3 separate regions of the Homo sapiens genome follow, and regions 1 and 3 are each linked to region 2. Evidence: chromatin contacts called from ENCODE Hi-C or POLR2A ChIA-PET data. All regions are on one chromosome and are shown on one strand. The core of a region is the stretch at or near the end of the contact, and the rest is flanking DNA. Distances in the headings are between cores, read along the strand shown.

Region 1 (3,318 bases), core at 431-2,930, 1.4 Mb after region 2:
GGAGATGCCAAGCAAGTTGATGTCAGTAATTCCTAGAAACTAAAAACATTTTAACTTGACAACAGAATATGTAAATTTCCTCACGTTTAAATAGAGTAGTTGTGTATCTTGTTTTATCTGAAACCATCCTGATTTATACTTGTTGCTGTGACATTAATAGTGCCCCCTTACAGTCTCAAAAGTGCCCTAGTTTGGATAGTTATGTGGTCACCTTATTTTTAAGACATATTCCCTATTTCTTTTGCAGACTTAGAAAAAACTGAATTTTTTTCTATTTAAGATCTCGCTGAAGTTAATAGCACATTTCTAGAAATTGAAATCATGAGTTAAGCATGTTTGATTTTTCTTTTCCAGCCTATGGATTGTAATTTCCAAAACATTTTATCATAATGAAGTTTGCTTTTGTCATATTTACATATCTGGCACTGCCTTTTTTTTTTTTTTTTTTTTTGAGATGGAGTTTCACTCTTGTTGCCCAGGCTGGAGTGCAATGGTGCCGTCTCAGCTCACCGCAACGTCCGCCTTCTGGGTTCAAGTGATTGTCCTGGCTCAGCCTCCCGAGTAGTTGGGATTACAGGCATGCGCCACCACGTCCGGCTAATTTTGTGTTTTTAGTAGAGACAAGGTTTCTCCATGTTGGTCAGGCTGGTCTCGAACTCCCAGCCTCAGGTGATCCGCCCACCTCGGCCTCCCAAAGTGCTGGGATTACAGGCATGAGCCACAGCGCCCAACCAGCACAGCTTTTTATGGCACTCTGTTCTTGAGTCTGTTTTTGAGAAATCGGGTAGTTATGAGAAGGTACTGAAAACAGTACATTTTTATGTGCAAAAGTTTTCTACTTTTCTATCTGCTTATAGATTCATTTTTTTGTCTTTGATATGCTATTTGAATTCAAAGGTTGGATTCTCTTTTAGTCTAAGCATATATACAGAAGTCTTATGTTTCAGGAAGCTTCGTTTTTCTCCGGTATCCCACACATATTTTATTCATTTTAATGTGGCTAGTATTGTCTTTCAGTCGTCATTCGGTATGTACAGCAGCAAACTAGTTCTCAATTGTGTAAAAAGAAGAAAAGCTTATGTGGTGAATATGAAATTTCTTCCTAATTCGTGTATCAGTATAACTGGACAAAATAAAATCCTAGAGCTATGATAGTTGTTTCCTAAATGTGCGTGTGTAAGTGTATGTGGCTCTTTCCTGCTTATCTTAACCATAGTGCCTTTGTATTCAATGATTATTCAACAAAGTATGAAGTATTTGAACTCATAAAAGTTAGGTGAGACAGACTGTTTTTTAGCAACTTTTTCTGTCTATAGTTCATTACTGTGAAGTTTTATTTAGTTAGTAAAAGGAGGTTTTGAATTTCTATATGTCAGAAGATCTGCCTACTAGCATTTGCTATGAAATTGGCATTTGTGGTTCATCAAACTTTGTTCAGAAGGCTGTGTCTAGACTGTGTCTTGGGAACATGTTATAGTTTTCTTTAGGTTCATTGGGAAAGTAGAATTAATTTTTAGATTTTGCATATAATAAATGAAACAAGTAGTTTCTCTTGGCCATACTCAAGAAGAAAGTGTGCAGTGTCGCTGGTTAGCTGAGGCTTTAGTTTCTGTTCATTCTGTGTTGCAGCTGTGGCAGTGATCTGCAGACTGCAGAGTGGGTATCTCAGCTGCATGTTAAACATGCTAGGCCTTTTTCGTTTTCCCCTCTCTTGGTTTCTTGTTACACCCATTGCATTGCATCAGTAGCAGCATCTGCCTAGGGTGTTGAAAAGGGGAACTTTCACAACTGGTGGGTTAAGCTGTGTACTTTCTGCTATTAGTGCCTGCTAGCTGATCAAGCTCAGTGAAGTGTGTCTTCATTAAATAGTTTCCATATTTGAAGATAATCTTCAACTGGAAAAGAAAACGAATGTTGTAGCAATATTTAAAATATTTTTTGAGTAAGACTTTTGGGGATTAACCCCAGAATGTTGTATCTGATATGGTTGAAGGAAAGATGCACAAGCCTTATTTCAAATTAATGAACTTTGAAGCTTTGTTTCCATCTTATCCCAACAGTCTATTTTGAGGTCCTGAGGGGAGGATGAGTGGATGAAAAAAGGCAGTGGCGATGACCCTGCTCTCGTTGTGTCCAAGGTAGAGTAGCCACCAGCTTCACTACGACCAGATTCTTCCTTGGGGGACAGAAAAACAAAAGGCACTTGGTTGCTTGGCAGGCCTTTTCAGGGTCCTTTTAAGTTTCATATGGTTTTATAAAACTGTAGCAGAGTTAAGAGCTGGAACCTGTGTCAGCATCACCTGATTCCAGTGTTCCCAGCAGTAAATGCATTGCACTAACGTCGTCTTGAAATGAACAGTGAAATGATTTCAGGACAACCTTAAAATACATGTATACCTGAAATAGAACAAAGCTGCAAAGACTAAAAATAGAAACAGAAAAGAGTACAAGCTGGCTCATATACTTTGTGAGCCATCAGAAACACTTGATTTTTTCTTAGATATTTTATAAAAATAAGAAGAGAATGAGGGATTATGTAATATGGTGCTTAGAGAAGACTTCACTATGACATTCCTTCTAAATTGATCCAAAAAGATAATAGAAACACTCATTTATGTCCTTGTAAGTTGACTTAGCTTTCTTTTCCTCTTTCTTAATGCCGTCTTTTGTGTTATTTCTTAGTCACATTTTTTTACCCTGTTTGTGTATGTGTATAAAACTTATTTTCTGATTTATTAGGACATTTGCATCATGCTATATGTAACAAATTATGGTCAGTCTCTTGGCTGGGATTTGTGGGTTGGTTATTATATTACTCTTCTCTTAGTTTCCCCTTCCAAACTGTCCCTCTCCTTTCATCCTATTTATTAAAGGCACTGCTGCATACCAAATTGTTGAAGCCAAAAAATCAGGGGTGTCTGATTTACATCCCTTACAGCCTCCCCCCGCCTTTTTTTTAGCAGGCCTCCTTGCTTCCACACTTGCCCCCAACTGTAATTCACTCACACACAGCATAAAAATGATTTTTCACAATTGTTAATCAGGCCACCTTACTCACCTGCTTAATAAGACCCGGACTTCTTTCTACAGTGCAGTTGAAGCATTGTGATTTTATGCTTAATCTCTGGAATGAGTTTGCCTGGGTTCATATTCTAGTCCCATTACTTATTAGTTACATGATTTTGAACAAGTTATATTTACTCTACATCTCCATATTCTCATGTGTAAAATAGGGATAATAATAGTAACAGTTTTTTACAGGTATGGTAAGAGTTTAATAAGTTAACACTTGCCGTGTCCTTAGCATGTAGTAAGCAC
Region 2 (2,950 bases), core at 227-2,726:
GCTGGAGTGCAGAGGCACGATCTCGGCTCACTGCAACCTCCGCCTCTCAGGTTCAAGTGATTCTCTTGCCTCTGCCTCCCAAGTAGCTGGGATTAGAGGCGTCCGCCGCGACCCCTGGTTAATATTTGTATTTTTAGTAGAAATGGGGTTTTACCATGTTGGTCAGGCTGGTCTTGAACTCCTGACCTCAGGTGATCGGCCCGCCTCGGCCCAAAGTGCTGGGATCACAGGGGTGAGCCACCATGCCCGACCTAGATTCAGTGATTCTCAAATAACCTAGGATGCTCTGATAAACCCCAAAGTCACTTACAATTCAGTTCAAATGCCATTGAGCACATTAGTCCAGCACGTTTATCTTTCCTTCCAGGACTGGTGCAGACTCATTTATGGAGCTCAGGAACTGAGCTCCAACACTTTCTCAGCCCTAGGACTGTGAGCAAGGTCCTTTTTTTTCCCCAAATAAATCCACCCCTCCAAACTGTTTATTGAAATTTCTCTTACCTGTCTTAGCAGAGATTCCCAAGCACTCCTGTGCTCTTTTTGTCACTTATTAAAAATCAGATCAGAAAAAAGAGGGAAACAAATGTCTTTGCTCTATGGTGTGAAGGTTCATTCATCCACATGTATTGCTGAGCGCTCCTACGTGTGCCTGACATAGGGAAGGGATGACTGGCACGGCCTGTGTTTCCACAGAGCACATATTCTACTGGCAGGGATAGAACTGTACAGGAGAATAAACCTGGTAATATGAGAGACTGAGGATGGGGCTGGGAAGGTGGTTCATAGGGGATCTCAATTAATAAAGGGCCAGCAATTGTGAACATTACATGGGAAAGCATGCCAGGAAGAAGAGAAAGTTGCAGAAGGCCTACAGTAGGCATGTATTAGACAGACAGAAGATTACTGATGCTAGGAAATGTTGCAAGAGGCATGCCAAGATTGAGATCAGAGTGGTCATCCTGAGCCCACAGGCCCTTAACTCAGTGAGGAGTTTAGTTTTTATTCTCAGTCTGGCAATATGATTTGATACAAATTGTCAAAAGATTCATTTGGCTGCTGGTAGAACGTGGATGACAGGAAGTATGATTAGAAGCAGGGGACCTGTAAGGAGGCCCTTGAGATCCAGCAGAGAGGGCATGGCCACCTGGACCAGGGTGGAGGAGGGCGAGCCGGGAGTCGAGAGTTCCAAGTAAGTGACATAAAGGACTAACTCTGCTCTTCCTCACAGTTGCAGGGCATTTTTTTTTTTTAAGTGGACTTAAGATTCCAAACAAGTGACATACAAAGCAAATTTTGATTTTCCCCTTGGCTGTATCCTTCCAAATGAGTCATGTCTGCATCTACTTAAGCAGACTGGGACACCACTTCCCAGCTCAAGAATGCCACCCGCATGTGCTATCACAACAGCTTTGATGAGGCTTGGCCACCAGGCCCTGGGTCCTGACCACTTGCAAGTGGGCCACACCTTGATAGCAGCTGCATGACAGCACCCACTAACTTGAGGAAGCCAGCCGAGGGGCCAGCTTCCTGAGCGTGATTCAAACCGGAACTAAGGGTGCAGCTGACAAGAGTTTGTCAACAGCCATTGAAGTAAGTGAGTTATGAGGTTTCAGGTTGACATTAGGTAGCTGCTGGTGTGGGCAGCGCAGTGTTGTTTTACAACTGAGGTCTTTACTTTCCTGTTTCCTCCCAGAACAGAATTTCATCTAATTGGGAGGCAGAAAATAGGTAGCTGGTTTTCAGGAAAACTGAGAAATTGAGTGGATTTATTCAGATCTGAAACTGTTCATGCTTCCCCCTCCCCACTCCATGGCTTCTGTGGTTAAGAGCTCAGTCCTTATCCTCCAATGCAAAATGGTCCTCACCTCCAGCTTGTAAGAAACAAGAATCCTCTCCTGATGCCTGTAGTCTAGGTTAGGAAATCTCTCTTCCCTAGACCCCGCTCTTTACCCGCTCCTGCTGCACAACTGTAATCCAGTCATGAACTGTGTGTTTTGAGGTTTCATGTCTATCACCCTTTGCAGAACACACTCTCAGATCCATAGCAGCTGCAAATACGCCCATCCTGTTTACTATTACATCTCTAACATTTGGTAACCTGTAACCTGTAACGATGGCTACTCACCACAAATATGTAGACTAAGTATACGAATGAATGAATGAATGATGACACAGTTGCCTTTAGCATCTAAATGTCTAGACACAGAAAGCAACTCAGACCACTCCTTGCTGTGAACCAAGCTGTACGAAGATCATTTCAGATTTACTTTTCTTTTTCTGTTCCTATGTTTTCTGTTTCTATGTTTCTTGCCATTGTGACTTACATTTCCCTTCAAACAGCCTTGCAACATTATGGGCTTGGCTGAAGCTTGCCAAAAAGGAAACAGCACAATCCTAACACGGGTAAGCAAGCAGGTCTGCTGATAATACTTAAAAGGTGGGAGGAGCAGGGGAGGCAGAATTGTAATGCTCTCTTGCTTGGGAGCACTTGTCTCCCAGAGGAAGGGTTAGATCACTCAACAAAATATGAAACCAGAGAGCAGAGTAGTTTTGAAAAGTTAAAATATTTAGATATGAATAATTTTCAGAGGAAAGATAGCAGTAAAGGTTGGAGGGGTGGGGCTGGTGCAAGAAGAAATAAATCTTATCAAAGGCAGCCTTGGGAGCTCAGGCAGATAGGATAAGAGATAAGTCCCTTTGCAGAGTTAGTCACACCCTCCCACATACAATTCACTTGGCAAAGGTTCCTTTACTAACAAAGCAGGTGCATGTTTTAACCAAAAAACAGTGCAGTGCAACAGCTAGGGTGGCTATAAATGTAGTTTTAAACACTTTTTTTTTAAAGCAGGATATAACAAAACATCGTCTATAGGAAATCTGAAAATATAGGGTCTTATGGCCACAAAGCAAGTCCAAGTTTTCTCGTCGAACTTTAAATGATGGACAGTTT
Region 3 (3,190 bases), core at 97-2,596, 1.3 Mb after region 2:
GATCACATCCCAGTTATTTAGCCTCAGGCTTCATAGTGTGGCACTCCCTCATGTTCCTTGACTAGATTACTTTGTTCCATTTATTCACATGGGGACCTCAGTAAACAGAGGCGAACTCTGCTTGGGTGACCAAGAATTCCAATTCCTGAGCCTCTAGGAAGCTGCTGGAAGAGAGCCAGAACAGTTGTTTCAAGGCGCTACCAATCGCAGCTGCATCTTCTAAACTCTCCTAAGAAGCAAGAGCTTTGAGTAGCTGGGATTTTTTTTTTCTTTTCTTTTCTTTGTTTTTTTTTTTTTTTTTTTTTTGAGACAGGGTCTCACTCTATTACCCAGGCTGGAGTGCAATGGCACAATCACAGCTCACTGCAGCTTTGATCACCTGGGCTCAAGAGATCCTCCCATATCACCCTCAGCCTCCCAAGTAGCTGGGACCACGGGCAAGAACCACATGCCTGGCTAATTCGTAAAAAAACAAAATGTGTAGAGACAGGATCTCCTTATGTTTCCCAGGCAACATGGTGAGATCTCGAACCCCTGGGCTCAACGGGCTCAAGTGATCCTCCAGCCTTGGCCTCCCAAAGAGTTGGGATTACAGGCGTGAGCCACCATGTTCAGTGGAGTAGCTGTTTTCCATAATAATTATTCATATTTATAGAATGCTGACAAGGTATCTGGGACTTGCAAGCATTATTTTATGTAATCGTCGCAATAATTTTATTGGTATGGTATTATTTTCCCTATGTTACAGATGAAGATTAGGCTTCAAAAGTTTAAGTAACCCGTCAAAGGCCGCATCACTGGAGCATTTTAAAGCAGGGATGCAATTGCAAAAGCACCAGTCAGAGCTCAGAATCCTGTTCCAGTTGGGATATACACATGGACTTCACAAATGAATGTAAGGAAGATACTCTTGTGAAGTATGAATTCATCTCCTAGAAACTTTATTTCCCGTGGGCTTCTCACCCACTGAAACAAGACATTTCAGGACTTTAGGTAAAAGGCAAATATTCAGTAGAGCAACTCAGTTACTTCTCAGATTTGACTCAAATTAAAAAAACTGCATCAAATGCAACAACACCATAGGCTTGACTGTCAGACTCGAGAGAGGGTGTAGGAGTGAGAGCAAGGATTACTAACTTAGTTATTAAAGTTATGTATCAAGAACTAAGCCTGGACAATGGAGTTTCTTTCTTAAAAATAAAAAAGAAGTCCTTTCACTTTTAAAACTTTTAAAAACCAATATGTCATTGTTTTCCACTTTTTATGGCTAGGAGGATATGATGAAGGGAAAGTGAAACCCACATCTGGCAAGTAGAAGAAGAGAGCAAAAGGGAAAGCAGAGAAGTTCAAACAAAGATTTCTACCTGCTTCTGCCTGAGGGCCACTGTGTGTGCATGCGTGTGTGTGTGTGTGTGTGTGTGTGTGTGTGTGTGTATGTGTGTGATGAGTGACAGGAGAAAGAGAGAGAGAAGGACTCAGCTAGATCTGGGGGAACCAGAGCATCTCAGGCCCCCAGGAGAACTGAAGCTGCAGGTCTGTAAGTTGGGACTGTGTAACTCGGCATGAGATGATGGTGGGCAGGTGCCGTGAGAAGCCAGGGGCTAGGTAAGCCTGAAGCAGTGGTCCTTTTCCCCAAAACCTGGCACACACAGGAATGAGACCTCCTCGTATGCTTGGAAGGGAGGTCGTGGCCGTTCTGAGTGTGCAGTGGACCAGCAGGGGCCTGGGTCAGCAGATGGGGATCCCAAGACCAGGGATACCAGCACCACAGGTGCCAGCTAGAGGAACCAGCGGATCTTCCTCAAAGCCATGGGATCAGGAACATCTCAGCTCTCAAGCAGACCAGGAAGGAGACCAGTCCCTCTGTGGAGATCAGTGTGGATCCAGCAGACAAGCATGGGTCATCATTCAACCCACGGTCCTGTAAACCAGCGGTCCCCCAGCTTTTAGGCAACAGGGACTGGTTTCATGGAAAACAATTTTTCCACAGACGGTGGCAGGGGAATGGCTTCAGGATGAAACTTGCTCCAGTTCATCAGGCATTAGACTCTCATAAGGAGCACACAACCTAGATCCCTGATGTGCACAGTTCACAATAGTGTTGGCCTCCTATGAGAATCTAGTGCTGGCACCGATCTGACAGGAGCAGAGCTCAGAAGGTAATGCTCACTTGCCCATCGTTCACCTTCTGCTGTGCAGCCCAGTTCCTAACAGGCCATGGACCAGTCTTGTCCAAGGCCCAGGGGTTGGGGACCCCTGGTATAAACCACATACACCCCAGTAACCCCAGAGGCCATGTTGGAGAGGAGCAGGCAGAAGGAGAAGAGGAAGAGACCTTGAGGGACCCAGCATTTGTCTACAGGAACTGTTTAAATAATAGAATTGGAATAAACTGGTCTGAGTCTTAGCTGTTTCCCCTGCTGTGGCCCAAGCTGTGTCCTCTGAAAAATTCATATGCCAAGCTACCTCAGAAGGTGACTATATTTAGGCCAGGTGCGGTGGCTCCTGCCTGTAATCCCAGCACTTTGGGAGGCCGAGGAGGAAGGATCACCTGAGGTCAGGAGTTTGAGACTAGCCTGGTCAACATGGTGAAACCCCGTCTCTACTAAAAATACAGAAATTAGCCTGGTGTGGTGGTGCAAGTCTGTAATCGCAACTACTCGGGAGGCTGAGGTAGGAGAATCACTTGAACTCAGGAGGCGGAGGCTGCAGTGAGCCGAGATCGTGCCATTGCACTCCAGCCTAGGACACAGAGAAAGGCTCCATCCCAAAAAAAAAAAAAAAAAAAAAAAAAGAATGTGACTATATTTAGAGATAGGGCCTTTAAAGACGTGATTAAGTGAAAATGAGATCTTTAGGGTGGGCTTTTATCCAATCTGACTGGTGTCCTTATGAGAAGAGGAAATTCAGCCACAGAAAGAAATAGCAGGGATGTGTGGATGCAGAGGAGAGATCGTGTGGGGACATAGCGAGAAGGCAGCCACGTGCAAGTCAAGGTGAGAGGCCTCAGGAGAAACCAGACCTGTTGATACATTGACCTTGGGCTTCTAGCATCCAGAACTATGAGAAAATAAAAATCTGTTGTTTAAGACTCCCAGTGTGCGGTACTTCGCTGTGGCAGCCCCAGTGAATAAATACACTCCATCTCCACCTCCAGCTTCCCCCACCTAAGTGTCCCCAGTAGGGTGGG

Evidence for each region. A loop is a pair of places that touch in the nucleus more often than their neighbours do. ChIA-PET counts read pairs that join two places held with the same protein, here RNA polymerase II (POLR2A). Pooled maps may share reads with other maps.
Region 1: a map with no recorded cell type shows a loop between it and region 2 (16-fold over the local background). The contact joins two enhancer-like sites. A Hi-C loop is called at or near these places in 2 of 37 single-sample maps with no recorded cell type and 3 of 50 pooled maps.
Region 3: a loop to region 2 is called in a pooled map, with 6 times the contacts of the local background. The contact joins two enhancer-like sites. A Hi-C loop is called at or near these places in 2 of 50 pooled maps. POLR2A ChIA-PET finds 5 or more read pairs at or near these places in 2 of 52 experiments (CD4-positive, alpha-beta T cell and activated CD4-positive, alpha-beta T cell).

Annotation. Positions count from the first base shown.
Region 1 is chr2:222,910,616-222,913,933 of GRCh38, forward strand. All of the region lies in intron 4 of ACSL3 (acyl-CoA synthetase long chain family member 3), which reads left to right. Among named protein-coding and RNA genes, the nearest start is that of ACSL3-AS1, 7.3 kb to the right of the region's middle. Within about 2 kb of position 1,681, at least 6 of the 41 ENCODE cell types and tissues checked have a DNase peak (open chromatin) inside an H3K27ac peak, as active enhancers do.
Region 2 is chr2:221,516,400-221,519,349 of GRCh38, forward strand. The region is part of intron 3 of EPHA4 (EPH receptor A4); the gene reads right to left. Among named protein-coding and RNA genes, the nearest start is that of EPHA4, 54 kb to the right of the region's middle. RefSeq lists enhancers at 767-1,966, 940-1,441, 1,290-1,584, 1,442-1,941. Within about 2 kb of position 1,477, at least 22 of the 41 ENCODE cell types and tissues checked have a DNase peak (open chromatin) inside an H3K27ac peak, as active enhancers do; they include CD4-positive, alpha-beta T cell, where a contact is called at or near this core.
Region 3 is chr2:222,788,270-222,791,459 of GRCh38, forward strand. No RefSeq gene overlaps it. Among named protein-coding and RNA genes, the nearest start is that of ACSL3, 71 kb to the right of the region's middle. Within about 2 kb of position 1,347, at least 7 of the 41 ENCODE cell types and tissues checked have a DNase peak (open chromatin) inside an H3K27ac peak, as active enhancers do; they include CD4-positive, alpha-beta T cell, where a contact is called at or near this core.